Linked DNA regions of Homo sapiens: all the other regions are linked to region 3. A link is a contact called in ENCODE Hi-C or POLR2A ChIA-PET data. All regions are on one chromosome and are shown on one strand. Each heading gives the region's core, a stretch centred on a gene start or an enhancer-like site at or near the end of the contact. The rest is flanking DNA. Distances are from core to core; before and after follow the strand shown.

The links. A loop is a pair of places that touch in the nucleus more often than their neighbours do. ChIA-PET counts read pairs that join two places held with the same protein, here RNA polymerase II (POLR2A). Pooled maps may share reads with other maps.
Region 1: a pooled map shows a loop between it and region 3 (5-fold over the local background). The contact joins two enhancer-like sites. A Hi-C loop is called at or near these places in 5 of 37 single-sample maps with no recorded cell type and 3 of 50 pooled maps.
Region 2: a pooled map shows a loop between it and region 3 (5-fold over the local background). The contact joins two enhancer-like sites. A Hi-C loop is called at or near these places in 4 of 37 single-sample maps with no recorded cell type and 3 of 50 pooled maps. POLR2A ChIA-PET finds 5 or more read pairs at or near these places in 1 of 52 experiments (activated B cell).

What each region holds. Positions count from the first base shown.
Region 1 is chr17:62,097,343-62,100,404 of GRCh38, reverse strand. No RefSeq gene overlaps it. Among named protein-coding and RNA genes, the nearest start is that of MED13, 34 kb to the right of the region's middle. Within about 2 kb of position 1,609, at least 2 of the 41 ENCODE cell types and tissues checked have a DNase peak (open chromatin) inside an H3K27ac peak, as active enhancers do.
Region 2 is chr17:62,723,448-62,726,469 of GRCh38, reverse strand. MARCHF10 (membrane associated ring-CH-type finger 10) reads left to right here. Exons shown (of 11, transcript NM_152598.4): 7 at 1,366-1,532. All of the region lies in intron 2 of MARCHF10-AS1 (MARCHF10 antisense RNA 1), which reads right to left. Among named protein-coding and RNA genes, the nearest start is that of MARCHF10-AS1, 19 kb to the right of the region's middle. RefSeq lists an enhancer at 1,462-1,541. Within about 2 kb of position 1,594, at least 8 of the 41 ENCODE cell types and tissues checked have a DNase peak (open chromatin) inside an H3K27ac peak, as active enhancers do.
Region 3 is chr17:62,452,677-62,455,677 of GRCh38, reverse strand. It overlaps METTL2A (methyltransferase 2A, tRNA N3-cytidine), which reads right to left. Exons shown (of 9, transcript NM_181725.4): 9 at 2,293-3,001. Among named protein-coding and RNA genes, the nearest start is that of TLK2, 25 kb to the left of the region's middle. Within about 2 kb of position 1,562, at least 3 of the 41 ENCODE cell types and tissues checked have a DNase peak (open chromatin) inside an H3K27ac peak, as active enhancers do.

The DNA of each region.
Region 1 (3,062 bases), core at 360-2,859, 360 kb after region 3:
GCAAGCATGAAATCAAAACCAGGAAATCAGATAAAAGGGTGGGCAAGAAAGGGAAAGTCTTGCCAGAGAGGGTACCTCTGAGTCTAACATTTCTAGACTACAGGAACAGGACAATAAGAGATCAAAGTCCATTCACTCACTCAGTCATTCAGTCAGTCATTCGACAAGTCCATCCCTGCCTGGGTCACAAGCAATGTGCTAGACATTACAGGGGAGGACTGTAAATAAGAACAAGAAATAATGTCTGCTCTTGAAGAAACTCATAGATTAGAACACAAGAGAGACACAAAAATATTACAATATAATATGGTAAGTTAGAAGATGGTGGGGGCTTCACAGGGCTCAGTAGAGCAGGCTGGGTCAGCATCCAACCCGCACAGTGGGTGTTTAAGAAATAATCCAGGGTGCAGCTTCTTAAGGAGGTAGCAGAAGTCGTGGTGGCACAGTGAAGCTCTAAGAGATGTTCTGGGGCAAAGAAAGGGGATGAGGCAAAGAAAGTCAGAAATTCAAATTCAGCCGGGCTCATGCCTGTAATCCCAATACTTTGGGAAGCCAAGGTGGGAAGGTTGCTTGAAGCCAGGAGATCCAGACCAGCCTGGACAACACAGTGAGACTCCCATCTCTACAAAATTTTTTAAAAAAATTAGTCATGTGTGGTGGTGCCCCTGTATATCCAGCTACTCAGGAGTGTGAGGTGGGAGGATTGCTTGAGCTCAGGAGTTCAAGGCTGCACTGAGCTATGATTGCATCACTGCACTCCAGCCTGGGCAACAGGGCAAGACTCTGTCCCCCCACCCACCCACACCCACACACACACAAAGGAAAGAAACTCTAATTCAATGGATGAAGACGAATTAGGGAGCAGACAGATATTTGGAATAGAATAGGGGCTAGACAGACACGACAAATGTCACCATGTGCTTGTAGGTCCTCCTGTACCTACCATTCTAGATACCACCTTCCTGATACCACCACTTGGAACCCACAGACCATTCTAATCCCCATATTTCTCTGTACTTCTGTTTCTCTCTACTTCCCCAGACATTCCATTAATATTTGTGTCCTATGGAACCCCTGTCTGTTGGTGAATTCTCCTACTTCCTTAACTTCTTCACAGAACTATCTAAAGTGGACACCTTTTTGGAGTGTCTTCCCAGCTCATCAAGACCATCATAGCATCTTCTCACCCATAATGATAGGCCTGTGGCTACCATCTTGTGCAACTGTCCAAGATACCCAACTCCCTCAACCCGTCACTCACTACTGGCCACAGATAGCTGGAGCTGATTTCTGTTATGTGCAACCAGACACCTTGCAAACTCCCTCACCTTCTAGTCTGAACTGAAACCTGGCTTTCCCCTGAGGTTACCACTTCCCCTGTACTTCTTTCGAGTAGAAGCTATTTATTCTTTCATGCCCCCAATACAGGGAGGCATTAGCAACAACATTCTTCCAGTTCCCTAAGACCCTTCTAACAATTTCTTCCCTATGAAAAACCTCTGCCCCAATGAAGTCCATGACATCCAACTTGTCATCTTCTCTCCTTTCATCTCTGTCATCCATCAGCCATATTTCTTAAATACCTGTCTCACTTCTTCTTCCTGGGCGGAAGGGAGATTTTGCTGACTTTGTAGGCCACCCACTCAATGACCCAGCTTCTTAGTTTCCTGACCTTTCATACTCAGCGTCTTCACTTCCAGTTCTCTTCAGTGGACTCCTATGGCCACACCCTGTACTTTGTCACTACCAGAACAGTTCCACCCTGCAAATCTTAAACTCTTTATCACTGTAACTATTCATCCAGCGCTCTCCCCTGACACCATCTGATGGGTTGAGGCCTCTACAAATTTTCTTTTCTTTTTTGAGACAGACTTTTACTCTTTTACCCATGCTGGGGTGCAGTGGCATGATCATGGCTCACTGTAGCCTCAAACTCATGGACTCAAGCATCCTTCTGCCTCAGCTTCCCAAGTAGCTGGGATTACAGGGGCACACCACCATGCATAGCTAATTAAATTTTTTTCTTTTTTCTTTTTATAGAGACAGAGTCTTGTCATGTTGTCCAGGCTGGTCTCAAACTCCTGGGATCAAGCAATCCTTTCCCCTTGGCTTCCCAAAGTGCTGAGACTACAGGCCTGAGCAATGTGCCTGGCCGCCTCTACAGATTTTTAGCTGTGTTCTCAGCCTATTGAATAGGCATTTTTCCTATCAGCATTTCCTTCCCTTTCATCCCCTAGCCGTCATTGCAAACTTTCAGTACCCTTCCCAAGCTCCTCACAATCAAGTGAAACTCTGTGCTGTTGTTCTCTTCATCTAATAATTTAATTATTAATATTATTCAGCAAACATTTATTACACATCCACTAGGTGCTGGGTACCATGGGTACAATAACACAGCTTTGCCAGTGAGGAGCTCACAGTTTAGGAAGGAGGCAGCTGTGATAAGACCTGGAGTTGGGGCCGGGAGGTAGAATGGGACATTTCATGAAGAAAAAAACAACATGAGCAAAACTCTGAGACAGAATTGAGTGTGGCTTGAGGGATTGAAACAAAAAGACCTGTATGGTTGGAAACAGAATGCTAGATAGTGGAACAAGGTGAGGCTGAGTGAGGGGAGAGACAGAAGATCTGCAGTTTTGGAGGTATGTTTTGCTGTAATAAAGATCTGCATTTTGATTTTTTTTTTTTTTTGAGATGGAGTCCCATTCTGTTGTCCAGGCTGGAGTGCAGTGGTGCAATCATGGCTCACCGCAGCCTCGAACTCCTAGGCTCAAGCAATCCTCCCACCTCAGCCTCCTGAGTAGCTGGGACTACAGGTGCACACCACCACACCTGGTTAATTCTTTAATTTTTTGTAGAGATGGGGTCTTGCTATACTGCCCAAACTTCCCTCAAGTGATCTTTCTGCCTTGGCCTCCCAAAGTGCTGGGATTATAGGCATGAGCCACCGCACCTGGCCACAGGATCCACTTTTGAAACAATCACTGGTAAGGGATGTGAAGTATGAGGGATTTTTAGAGCAGCGAAACTATCCTGTATGATACTGCAATGGTGGATACATG
Region 2 (3,022 bases), core at 345-2,844, 270 kb before region 3:
TTGAAAATGTCTTTAAGTTATTGAGAATGTCCATAATGGAAAACTGTAATTCTGCTTCTTTACACTGAGCTGCCCTTTCATGGGGAAAAAAGTCTTTCAAGAAATTGAGCATATATTTCTCCATCCAGAGCAATGTCCATTTCTTCCTCTTTTGATTTTAGTCTCTAGCCAGTTTCCTTTCCTTGACCAGATGGCCCCCAGTCCCGTGAGGACTCTAAAGAAAAGAAAATAGCCTTAGGCTTCTTAAAACCTCCCAACATGAACATCGACCAGCTATTCTTCACTCACCATTTATTAGACACAAATATCTTTACTTACATTTTCGTTAGTTCTTATCTTCATCAGATTCCAGCCGCTTACATTCTGGAATGCTGATGTCATTTGTTGGCATGTGTGGTGTTATTCGGGAGATTGTGTCCAGGTTTATTGGTTCATCATCCACCTAAACCAACATCTATTAAGTGAACTCTGTGCACAACACCTTGCCAGACACTAGATGTACTTTACAGTTTGCAGAACAGGTTCCTCATTGTCACACGTAGCCAGCCTGGCCACAGCCCTAGGAAGTAGGTGGCAGTGGTGTTATCACCATGACCCTCATTGTACAGATGAGGAAACAGGGTCTTGGGAAGATTAAGGAACTTATCCAAAGTCACACAACTCACAAGTTTCAGAGGCTGGCCTCAAACCCAGGCCCCCTGACCACGAATCCCATGCACTCACCAGTATGCCACCCCCACCAACTTCCTGGCAGGGAGAGGGGCTCCTGGCCTTGACTCCAGTTTGAAAATGATTCTGTAGCCATTTCCCTTTACCTCTTGATTTATGGTGGCAGTGCTGGTCCTCCATGTCAGCTCACACGTATTGACAATTGCAAAGAAGCCTGTTACAAGAATTTGTGCCTCAGCCAGGCCCAGGGGCTCACACCTGTAATCCCAGCACTTTGGGAGGCCAAGGCATGTGGATCGCTTCAGCCCAGGAGTTCAAGACCAGTCTGGGCAACATCGTGAGACTCCATCTCTACAAAATAATTTTTAAAATAGCCAGGTGTGGTGGCATGCACCTGTAATCCAGCTACTTGGGAGGCTGAAGTGGGAGGATCACCAGAGCCTGAGGAGGTTGAGGCTGCAGTGGGCCAATATTGTGCCACTGCACTCCGGCCTGGGCAACGGAGTGAGACTCTGTTTCAAAAAAAAAGAGAGAATTTGTGCCTGTGTTATCAAAAATCATCTCACTAGGGTCAGAGGGGGCAGCGGGTGAGTACCAGGAGCCCTCTTCCTTCTCTGTCAATGCTCTGGGAACTGGTATTTGTAGAAACTGCAAACGTGTAGCCTCCTGGTCACGAGGGCTTGTTTTCACATTTAGTCTCCTGGAGGAGGACTCCGAGGAGGAGGGAGACTTGTGTCGCATCTGTCAGATAGCCGGGGGTTCCCCAAGCAACCCCCTCCTGGAGCCTTGCGGCTGTGTGGGAAGCCTGCAGTTTGTTCATCAAGAGTGCCTGAAAAAGTGGCTGAAAGTGAAAATAACATCAGGTAGGTGGGGAAGGAAGTGCAGTGAACGTGCCACGACATGTAATTAACATGAGGCACCACGGTGTGGGCCCCGGAGCCTTGTCATCAGCTCACTCTCCTCCGCAGAACAGCGACTCAGGGACACGTGGCTGAGCTCCAGATCCTTGCTCATAAAAGCTGTCTTTAAACTATGGGAGGGAGTTGGGGGTTTTTTGTTTGTTTTTGTTTTGGTTTGTTTTTTGTTTTTTGCTTTTATCTGAGAGAAGACTCCTGGGAACAAATGCTATTGAATTCTACCTCTGCTTGAGGCCTGAGCAGAGATGCTAAGATCGCCTCTCAGGAGGAAGGAAATAGAAGTGGGTCAGCGGTGGAAGCTCAGCAGACACACAGTAGCCGTGCCCAGCTAGCAGACACCCAGCAAAATACTTCAGAAGGTCCCTCATGAGAGACCCCCAGCACACACATCCTACTTCCTTTTATTTGGGGGTCACCTAAGAAACTAAACAAAGCTGCCTTTTAGCAATAGGGATAAGAGTGCTGATCTGATTGTCTAGAACCATATTAGATAAAGAAATTTCCATGTGCTGATTTTGTCAGCTCCCTAGCATCTTATAACTGGGTGTGCGGCACCTTCTCAACTCCCTGAGCAGGTTATAACCTAAATACAACCACATCGGTAGGTCGGCTGTAGTTTTCTGGGCAGAGAACAGAAGGTTTCTTTAAAGCATGGCTTTAGGAATGAGATCAACTTTAAGCAAAAAAAAAAAAAAAATGCATGGAACATCAGTGCAAAGAGCAACTTGATCAGAAAATAGCTGCGGCTTCTTTCAGACACACATCTCTGAAAACATATCCCCCCACAGCCAGATCCTATTTCTCCCCGTCTTCCATATCCTTCTCCTTAGCCGTCACTATCCAGGCTGCAGGGAGACTTAGAGCTTTACCCTGTCCCCATGAGGTGTTGCCACGCCCCCTCACCAAGGACAGCACACCATGGAATCAGAGAATGAACACGTGGGGTAATCATATTACTGTGTCATCCATGGAGCCCGTTTTATGCAACTTCCCTAGCATAAGAAATATAAGTCCACTGATCAAGATGCTTAAACGCATATCCATATAACGAGCAAAATATTCAGTCCTTCAGAGAGGGAAGAAAACGAGTAGATTTTGGTTGCTAACGACTCTGCCATGCAATCCTTTATCTTCCTAGAAATTTGGGCCAATTAAACATCTAACACAGAAAAAGTTACCTGTGAAACATGTCATGAAAATGCTGCTATGCTCATAAATGTCAACGCTTGTATGGGTGTGTTCAGTAGGATTCGATCGGAAGACTCATGGGACATTTGGTAGCCTAAAGCGTTACTGAATGACGCTAAAAAAAAAAAAAAAAAAAGTCAAGCGAACAAAATGCAGATAAGGGATTACTTCCTGTTCATCCTTGCCCTTTGAAAGTCTCTATTATTTACTGTTTCTTTATATCCCCAGTGGGGAAATAGAATGGAGGT
Region 3 (3,001 bases), core at 313-2,812:
CCCCAGCTTCCCAAGTAGCTGGGATTACAGGCACTCACCACCATGCCTGGGTAATTTTCAGTAGAGACAGGGTTTCACCATGTTGGCCAGGCTGGTCTTGAATTCCTGACCTCAAGGGATCCACCTGTCTTGGCCTCCAAAGGGATTACAGGCATGAGCCACTGCACCCTGTCAGAAACTCATAATTTAATGAGCTCGATTGAATGTTGGCCTTAATCGTCCACAAAATATTGAGGGGTAATGAGAAGCAAGGCTGAAGAGGGTGACGGGGGCTTGTCAGTAGCAGGGCTCTTCAGGGCCCTCGCCATTCTGCTCACCCTTAGAGGGTTTCTCAAGCGTGCCACTGCTGATAAATGTTCCTCCCTCCCTCCCTTCTTTCCTTCTTCCCTTTCTCTCTCTCTTTTTTTTTTTTTTTTTTTTTTTGAAGGAGTCTCACTCTGTCACCCAGGCTGAAGTGCAGTGGCGTGATCTCGGCTCACTGAAACCTCAGCCTCCTGGGTTCAAGCTATTCTCCTGCCTCGGCTCCCCCGGTAGCTGGGATTACAGGCATGGGTCACCACACCCGGCTACTTTTCTTTTTCTTTCTTACCTTTCCTTCGTTCTCTCTCCCTCTCTCCTTCCTTCTTTCCTTTCTATCTCTCTCTCTTTTCTTTTCTTTTTTGAGACGGAGTCTTGCTGTGTCACCCAGCAGTGGTGTGATCACAGCTCACTGAAGCCTTGAACTTCTGGGCTCAAGCGATCCTCTCACCTCAGCCACCTGAGTAGCTAGGACTACACGCAGGCACCGCCACGCCTGGCTAATTTTTTATTTTTTTGTATGAACAGGATGCTGCTATGTTACCCAGGCTGGTCTTGAACTCCTGGACTCAAGCGATCCTCCCATCTTGGCCTCCCAAAGTGCTGGGATTACAGGTGTGAGCCACCACACCTGGCTATAACATTAAATTTTAATGGCAAAATCCAAATTCAGAGAATGGAAGTAGAGAATGAATGAATGAAGGCAGTGTGAGGCTCATCTGTGGGTAAAGATGCCAAGCTTGAGGCTGGAGTCAAGGCTACCATGTCTCAGGGTCCCCAGTGGGGTATTAAATCGGACTGTGGTGATTTGTCCTGAAACCTGGTCATGGAGTGTGTTTCACTGGCTACAGAGACAATGTCCAACCTTGAGCCAAGACACTTATTTAAATAAAATGAGGCAGTCATGATGCAATGTTTCAGTGTTTTCACCTGGGAAATTCACCATGAGCACTTCTTCTACCTCTTAACCAGGGTTCCCAAATCACAACCTGTAGACCAAAGTAGGAAGCACACACAAATCTGCAACGCATCAACGCAGCCAGGCTCTGAAAATAGCAGCTGCAGCCACAAACCAAAGAACAGGCCTTTGTGAACAGACTGAAAGAAACTGCTTGTCCTGAGCTCATCTTTTAAGCCACAGAGAGAACTCCTTACTCCTACTAAAGTATGTCTTTAAGCAAAGATAGGAATCAATTACATCCAAGTAGGATGTCTTAGCACGTTAGATTTTCCCTTTCTCACTAAGTTTCCAAGTCCTAATTTTCCTACCAGAGCCCAAGAGAATATGAACTTATATGAAAAGAGGTGGCTGACCCATTGTACATAGGTTTGATAGCATTAACAGAGGCCAGGCTCTGCATGAATCCTGCAAGACCAGGAGATGAATCCCTTTCACAGTGCAAAACCCACTTTCAGGGTGATCGCTGCCCTCAGGAACATGGTTTCACTCCAATAGCTCCAGTGCATCTGTCTCAAACTGTCTCTCATTTTTCAAACAACATTGAATTTATCTCTCACCCTAATTAACACGACTTAGAAAGGTAAATCAGTTTCAGAAACACTTCTGTTAGATTCACACTGAAACCACACAACTTCCTGAGCAGCTTCACACCTGGAGCCACCTTCCAGCCCCGCATAGCACCTTTCTTTTTTTTTTTTTTTTTGAGATGGAGTCTTGCTCTGTCACCCAGGCTGGTGTGCAATCTCTGCTCACTGCAATCTCCGCCTCCTGGGTTCAAGCAATTCTCCTGCCTCAGCCTCCCCAGTAGCTGGGATTACAGGCTCCCACCACCATGCCTGGCTAAATTTTTTTATTTTTTATTTTTAGTAGAGATGGGTTCTGCCATGTTGGCCAGGCTGGTCTCAAACTCCTGACCTCAGGTGATCCGCCAGCCACGGCCTCCCAAAGTGCTGGGATTACAAGCATGAGCCACCACGCCCGACCCACCATTCTTGCATTAAGCATATTAAGAGATACCATTCAGAGCCAGACTCATAGTTGAGACAGTATTTATTTTTTAAGTGGCACTGAGGTCATATACTTTAATCCCTCCCAACAAATGTAACAGTCCTCTGCCCATCATTAGCGATTCTGAGGATGAAACGTTATGCAAAGTCCCTTGCAGAGTCAAATTTGGCCTGAGAGATAAAAAGTCGAGCTTAGCAGATGGCAGAGAATAAAAGGGAGCAGGGGCAGGAGAAGGCTCGTCTTTTTAATCTAAGCCCAAAGCCCAAACCAGGTGCCAGAAAGATAAAATAAAAACTGTGCCTATAGTGTTGAAATGCTTTAGGGATGCTGAAGGACAGTCTTTAGAGAATCATTTAAATTAATGTATCTATTCTTCATTTCAAAAGATAAATGAAATACCATCCCAGTGATTCAGTTTTTTCCAGTTTTAAGTAAATACAGTAATGGAAAAGATGGGAGCTCTCTTCCTCCCTTCATTCTTTGCTCCCACCTCTGAAAACCCATTAAGTGGGGCCAGTCGCAGTGGCTCATCCCAGCACTTTGGGAGGCCGAGGTGGGAGGATTGCTTGAGCTCAGGAGTTCAAGACCAGCCTGGGACACATGATGAAACCCTGTCTCTACAAAAAATACAAAAATTAGGCTTGGTGGCACATGCCTGTAGTCCCATCTACTTGGGAGGCTGGGGTGGGAGAATCACCTGAGCCTGGGAGGTCGAGGCTGCAGTGAGCAGTGATC